Linked DNA regions of Homo sapiens: region 2 is linked to region 1. Evidence: chromatin contacts called from ENCODE Hi-C or POLR2A ChIA-PET data. All regions are on one chromosome and are shown on one strand. The core of a region is the stretch at or near the end of the contact, and the rest is flanking DNA. Distances in the headings are between cores, read along the strand shown. Region 1 has its middle 11 kb from the start of LINC02975. Region 2 overlaps LINC01503 (long intergenic non-protein coding RNA 1503).

Region 1 (3,437 bases), core at 665-3,164:
GTCACAAATATAAAACACGCAGCCCATGGTGGGGGTCATGTGTCTGGGGCATGGGGGGCAACTTCTCCGATGAAGTATTGTACAAGCTGGGACCCAAAGCATGAGGAGGAGTTGCCCAGGGAAGGGGGTAGGGGAAGAGTGTTCCAGAAAATGAGAACGTGTGCCAAGGGGCCAGAAGAGGCCAGGAGCAGTGGGAGACTGACTGGGAAGCATGGCTGGGCTGGCTGAGCGGGTAACTGGGCTGGGGGAGGAAATAAGGCCAGGGTTTGCCTTGTTTAGCCTTTCAAATGTCAAGGCAAGGTCAGGCGCAGTGGCTCACCCCTGTAATCCCAGCACTTTGGGAGGCCAAGATGGGCGGATCACTGAAGTCAGGAGTTCAAGAACAGCCTGGCCAACATGGTGAAACCCAGTCTCTACTAAAAATACAAACATTAGCATGACGTGGCGGTGCATGCCTGTAATCCCAGCTACTCAGGAGGCTGAGGCAGGAGAATTGCTTGAACCCGGGAGGTGGAGGTTGCAGTGAACTGAGATCACACCACTGCACTCCAGCCTGGGCAACAGAGCAAGACTTCATCTCAAAAAAAAAACAAGAAAAAAGGTCAAGGCAAATAGGGCTCAACATCAAAATCATTTCAACAGGCATAGAATTGTGGAAATGTTTCCTGCTGTGTCTCCCCTGTTGCTAATTCAGTACATTTTCTCTCTCCCCAGCATCTCCCTACCATAAAACTTAAACCATGAAGCGTTTGGTCCCATGAAGAGCCGTGTGGATACCATCTGCATCCCTGACTAGGGAAGAAGGGGACTGTGACAAAAGGAGAGTCCCTGCTAGACAGCAGCGGGGACTGGAAGCCCCTTTCAGGGCAGGAGGAGGGGAAGGGAGGCTGAAAGTCAGGCGTGAGGCGTCTGGGGGCAGTAGAAAGATTCAGATAGGTTTGGGGGATCCGAGGACATCAGAGCTGGTGCCTATGTCCCCAGGATGCATCCTAAGGGGTCTGCGAGGCTCACCTTAGGCCTGACATTGCACCCAGTGTGGCCAGGCTGCAGCAGATGGAAATGACTGAGGGTCCCCAGTCCCCAGGCAGAGGGGCTGAGGACAGTCTCACAGAGACCCCCAACCCCTGCAGCTGAGTGGAGGAAGCCCAGGAACTGAATGGGATGGTCTTATGGGTTGAAGTGTGTCCCCAAAAAAGATATGCTGCGGCCCTAACCCCCAGTACCTGTGAATGTGACCTTATTTGGAAATAAAGGTCCTTGCAGATATAATTAAGAAGAGGTCATTAGGTGGGGCCTAATCCAATATGAGTGGTGTTCTTAGAAGAAGAGGAAAATGCCATGTGACATTGGAGGCAGAGAGTGGAGAGATGCATTTGTAAGTCTGGGGCTAAAGCCGGAAAGGCAAGAAAGGACCTTCCCCTAGAGGTTTCAGAGGAGGCACGGCACTGCCCACACATTGATTTCAGACTTCTGGCCTCTGGGACTGTGAGAGAACACATTTCTGTGGTTTTCAACCACCGGGTTTGTGGGACTTTATTAGAGCAGCCACAGAAAAAAACAACATATGGGAAGAAGATTGACTGTGAATTGGAAGTTTTCAGGGCAAAGCGAAGTCCAGTCAGCCTCAGAGAACGTGGATGCGGTTCCCGGAGACCAGGGCAGACCAGACCCGCCCCTCCTGAGCAGGTCCAGTGATGGCAAGTAGGGCAAGAGACTCCTGTCCTGGCCCATGCAAGCTTCTCCACACAGCCAGACACCATCTTCAAAAGGAAACAGGAGGGAGACCCCCCCGAGTGCAGAGAAACCACCCTTACAAGGGATAGGGCTTTGAAAGGACCACATATTTTCCTGTAAGAGACGACTTTACAAAAAAAAAAAAAGAGAGACTTTCGGTTTTGTCACCCCTCCTCTCCCCACTGCCAAGACATCAGCAGGAAAGGGGGCACAGGGCAAAAGGAGATCAGATCTGGAAAATCCAGGCTTTTCACACAACTTAGCCCAAGAACGTACATTTCACCCCCTACACTCTTCTGTTTTTTTGTTTTGACACAGAGTCTCACTCTGTTACCCAGGCTGGAGTACAATGGTGCAATCTCAGCTCATTGCAACCTCTGCCTCCCAGGTTCAGGTGATTCTCCTGCCTCAGCCTCCCAAGCAGCTGGGATTACAGGCTCGCGCCATCAAGCCCAGCTAATTTTTGTATTTTTATTCGAGGCGGGGTTTCACCATATTGGCCAGGCTGGTCTCGAACTCCTGACCTCAAGTGATCCACCAACCTTGGCTTCCCAAAGTGCTGAGATTGCAGGCGTGAGCCATCGCGCCTGGCCCCCTACACTCATTTCTACTGATAGTTTCTGCAGAGTTAGGGCACCCTTTTAAGCACCGATACAGGAGAGGCTCAGGCAGGAAACCAAGGTAGGTTTCACAAGTGCATCTGCAGATGGGGCCACCCAGTTGATCACCAGGATGTTCACTGGAGCATGACATACAAACGCAAATGTCAGAAGCAACCTACATATCCACACGGGACTGGGTAAATAAATAATGATAACGGACTCTGTGCCACCATTAAAATTATGCTGTCAAAAGTGGTTTCATGATATGGGCCCAGCATGGTGGCTCATGGCTCTAATCCCAGCAATTTGGGAGGCTGAGGCAGTCGGAACACTTGAGGCCAAGAGTTCAAGACCAGCCTGGCCAACATGGTGAGACCCCATCTCTACTAAAAATACAAAAATTAGGCCAGGCGCAGTGGCTCATGCCTATAATCCCAGCAATTTGGGAGGCCGAGGTGGGCGGATCACCTGATGTTGGAAATTTGAGACCAACCTGACCAACATGGAGAAACCCTGTCTCTACTAAAAATACAAAATTAGCCAGGCGTGGTGGCGCATGCCTGTAATCCCAGCTACTCGGGAGGCTGAGGCAGGAGAATCACTTGAACCTGGGAGGCGGAGATTGCAGTGAGCCAAGATCGCGCCATTTGCACTGCAGCCTGGGCAACGAGAGCGAAACTCCATCTCAAAAATAAATAAATAAATACAAAAATTAGTTGGGCATGGTGGCAGGCGCCTGTAGTCCCAGCTACTTGGTAGGTGGAGGTGGGAGGATCACCTGAGCCAGGGAGGTGGAGGTTGCAGTGAGCCGAGATTGCACCACTGCACTTCAGCCTGAGCAATGGAGCAAGACTCTGTCTCAAAAAAAAAGTGATTTAATAATATGGTGAAAGGTTGTGATAAATGTTAAGTAATAGTAACAATAATAATAAATCAGCCTAAAAGGGTATCTTTTTTTTTTGAGGCAGAGTTTCATTTTGTCACCCAGGCTGGAGTACGGTGATATGATCTCAGCTTACTGCAACCTCCACCTCCCGGATTCAAGTGATCTCATGCCTCAGCCTCCCGAGTAGCTGGAATTACAGGCATGTGCCATCACGC
Region 2 (3,437 bases), core at 693-3,192, 73 kb before region 1:
CCATTTCCCCATGAGAAAACTGAGCTTCAGAGAGGCAAGGTTACTTGCCCAGGAACACTAGCATCTGAGATTTTTGACTGCTCTAATGCCAATTACCGCCTGGTATTTTTATTTCTTACAAAAGCAACTAACTTAAGGCCGGGAGTTGGTTCACGCCTGTAATCCCACGCTTTGGGAGGCCCAGACAGGAGGATGGCTTGAGGCCAGGAGTTCTAGACCAGCCTGAGCAACATAGTGAGACCGTGTGTCCACAAAAAAGTAAAAAACTAGCTGGATGTGGTAGCTACTCCGGAGGCTGAGGTGGGAGGATCGCTTGAGCCCAGGAGTTCAAGGCTGCAGTGAGCTGTGGTGGTTCCACAACACTTCAGCCTGAGTGACAGAGTGAGACACTGTCTCAAAAAAGAAAAAAGAAAAAAAACTTAAAAGAAAGCCAGCTGTCAATAACATAAGAGAACTGAGAATAAAAATTTTTTAAAATACACATAAAATGTGCCATCTTAACCATTTTTAAGTGTGTAGTTCTGTAGTGTTAAGTACATTCATGCTATTGTGCAACGGTCACCACCATCCACCCACAGAACTCTTTTCATCCTGTAAAACTTAAACTCTGTACCCGTGAAATACTAACTCCTCCTTCTCCCTGGCCATCACCATTCCACTCTCTGTCTCTATGAATGTGACTTCTTTAGAGCCTCACATAAGTGGAATCCTATTGTATTTGTCCTTTTGTGACAGGCTATTTTACTTAGCGTAATGTCTTCAAGGTTCATCCATGTTATAGCGTGTGTCAGAATTTCCTTTTTATGGCTAAATAATATTCCATTGTACGTATGTATCAAATTTTGTTTATTCCTGCATTCAAGGACACTTGAGTTGCTTCCACCTTCTGGCTATTGTGAGTGATGTTGCTATGAAGATGGGAGCATGAATATGTCTTCGAGGCCTTGCTTTCAACGCGTTTGGGTACATACCCAGAAGTGGAAATGCTAGATCATATGGTAATTCTATTTTTACTTTTTTTGAGGAACTGCCATGCTGTTTTCCACAGCGGCTGCACCATTTTCATTCCTACCAGCAATGCTTGAGAGTTCCAATTTCTCCACCTCCTCCCCACCAGCCCTTGTTCTTTCTGGTTCCTGATAGTAGCCATCCTAATGGGTGGGAGGTGACGTCTCATCCGGGTTTTCATCTGCATTTCCCTAATGATTAAGGAGGGGATAAGGGCTTTTTCTTTTTTCTTTTCTTTCTTTTTTTTTTTTTTTTTTTTTTGAGACAGAGTCTTACTCTGTCGCCCAGGCTGCAGTGCAGTGGCGCAATCTCGGTTCACTGCAACCTCCGCCTCCCGGGTTCAAGCGATTCTCCTGCCTCAGCCTCCTGAGTAGTGGGATTACGGGTGCATACCACCACACCGGACTAGTTTTTGTATTTTGGGTAGAGATGGGATTTCACCTTGTTGACCAGGCTGGTCTTGAACTCCTGACCTCAATTGATCTGCCTGCCTTGGCCTCCCAAAGTGCTGGAGTTACAGTCATGAGCCACCTCGCCCAGCCTGGTGAGGGTTTTTTCAATGCCGCTGGTGGGTCTACAGCAGTGCAGTCACCTGGTTCTGCTTCCACAGGAGGAAATGAGGGTCCCGGTGCCACCCCCCTCCCGGGGATGTTGTGGGAGTCCTCGAGCCCCAAACAAGCTAGTGGGGCTGCGTCTGCAGTGTGACCTGTGCCCCAGTGAACAGGCTGGGGGCCCAACTTCTCCGGAACCTCAGCCTCCGCCGATGTTGCAACCTCTCCTTCCCCTGCTGGGCCTCAGCAGGAACTGAGCTGGGCTTTTCCAGCTCCGGCCAATCCTGTGACCTGCAGTCCCCACCCAGCCTGGAACTCAGAGCAGAGAGGAGTCAGCACCACAGGGAGGCAGGTGACAGGGTCGTCTGCATGTCCCTTGGCTTCCGCATCCAGACAAAGGGCAGCTCTGTGTACAGTGTGTACAGGACATGCAGGACGAGCGTGCGGACTGTGTGGCCAGACAGATGCGGTCTGAGTCCCATTTCTGCCATTTGCCAGTGGTGTGACCTGGATAAGTCACTTCCCCTCCCCAGCCCTCACTTCGATCTGTGAAATGGTGCTTGGCACGCGGTAAGAACTCAGTACCTCCTACGATTCTCAACCCCATCCTTCTCCTCATCACCATCAACATCCACCAGGATGACCAGGTCACGCCTGTGTCCAACCATCCATGGCTCCCCCACTGCCTGCCAGAGACAGCCCATCACACTCTCATGGCTGCTGGCCACCGCCCAGACTGACCCCTGCCCACATCTCCATCCTCCTCTCCCTCTCGCTCGTCACATTCGGGGCTGCCCTCCTGTCCCTCAAACGCGAAGCTCTCCCTCCAGCCACAGGGCCTTTGCATATGCTGTTCCCTGCCTGGAATGTGCTTTCCCCACCCCATCCTGCGCTCCCTCTTCATCAGTTACCTCCTAAAAGACCTCTGAACCATGAAATTATTGGAATACTGTCCGTCTCCCTACGTCACTCTGTGAGGCCAGGATCATGCCTGCTTTGCTTCCCACTAAAGACAAGGTTGGTCCAGGTGCCCCCCAAATATTAGCCAAATGGAATTATTCCTTTCCAGAAAACCCCTGATTTTGGAAACTCAGGTTCCTTCCACAAAAACAAGCTATTCCCCACATAACTAAATAAGCTTTAACTTTCATACCTTTGGAAGGTTTTTTCCCCTTCATTAAGTGAACCAACCTGAGAAAGCCCTCAGCTACATCCTGTGTCCTCATTTTTCAGCTCAGAAAAATATGGTCACTGCACTTGGAGCAGCTGCTCCCAACGCCTGCCACGCCTCCTCCCAGCCCAGCCTCTGGCTGCCCCTTCCTCAGGACTCAAGGGAGGTTTTGGGCTGCTCTCTGGGTGACCCCTTGCTTGGGAATAAACACCCACCCTGAGGGACGGAGGACCCAGGTGGAGGTGCAGATGCGTTTCAGCCCCAACAACAAGGTCTTCAAGAGCCACAGTGAACCCTGCTCGGTGTCAGGGCCTGACCCAGCCGGGTGACACACAGCACCACAGCCAGCCGGGGGGCGAGGGTCACCTGGTTCTGCTTCCACAGGAGGAAATAAGGGTCCCAGTGCCACCCCCCTCCCGGGGATGTTGTAGGAGTCCTCGACCCCTAAACAAGCTAGTGGGGCTGCGTCTACAGCGTGACCTGTGCCCCAGTGAACAGGCTGGGGGCCCAACTTCTCCGGAACCTCAGCCTCTGCCAGGTTCCGGACCCCAGGAGGGCCATGGGCAGGAGGCCCAGCAAGACTGTGTGGCCCAAACCCATGCCTGTGTCCATCCTTCCATCCCCTTGCATATATATATATGTGTGTGTGTGTGTATATATACACATATACATATATATATATATATTTTTTTTTTTGAGACAAGTCT

What was found. Hi-C counts contacts between places; a loop is a spot of excess contacts on that map. ChIA-PET counts read pairs that join two places held with the same protein, here RNA polymerase II (POLR2A). Pooled maps may share reads with other maps.
Region 2: a map of tibial artery shows a loop between it and region 1 (7-fold over the local background). The contact joins two enhancer-like sites. A Hi-C loop is called at or near these places in 5 of 168 maps with a recorded cell type or tissue (DLD1, PC-9, astrocyte of the spinal cord and 2 more), 11 of 37 single-sample maps with no recorded cell type and 10 of 50 pooled maps. POLR2A ChIA-PET finds 5 or more read pairs at or near these places in 7 of 52 experiments (Caco-2, HepG2, MCF 10A and 3 more).

The regions. Positions count from the first base shown.
Region 1 is chr9:129,269,360-129,272,796 of GRCh38, reverse strand. No RefSeq gene overlaps it. Among named protein-coding and RNA genes, the nearest start is that of LINC02975, 11 kb to the left of the region's middle. Within about 2 kb of position 1,914, at least 6 of the 41 ENCODE cell types and tissues checked have a DNase peak (open chromatin) inside an H3K27ac peak, as active enhancers do.
Region 2 is chr9:129,342,461-129,345,897 of GRCh38, reverse strand. The region is part of intron 3 of LINC01503 (long intergenic non-protein coding RNA 1503); the gene reads right to left. Among named protein-coding and RNA genes, the nearest start is that of LINC01503, 7.3 kb to the right of the region's middle. Within about 2 kb of position 1,942, at least 21 of the 41 ENCODE cell types and tissues checked have a DNase peak (open chromatin) inside an H3K27ac peak, as active enhancers do.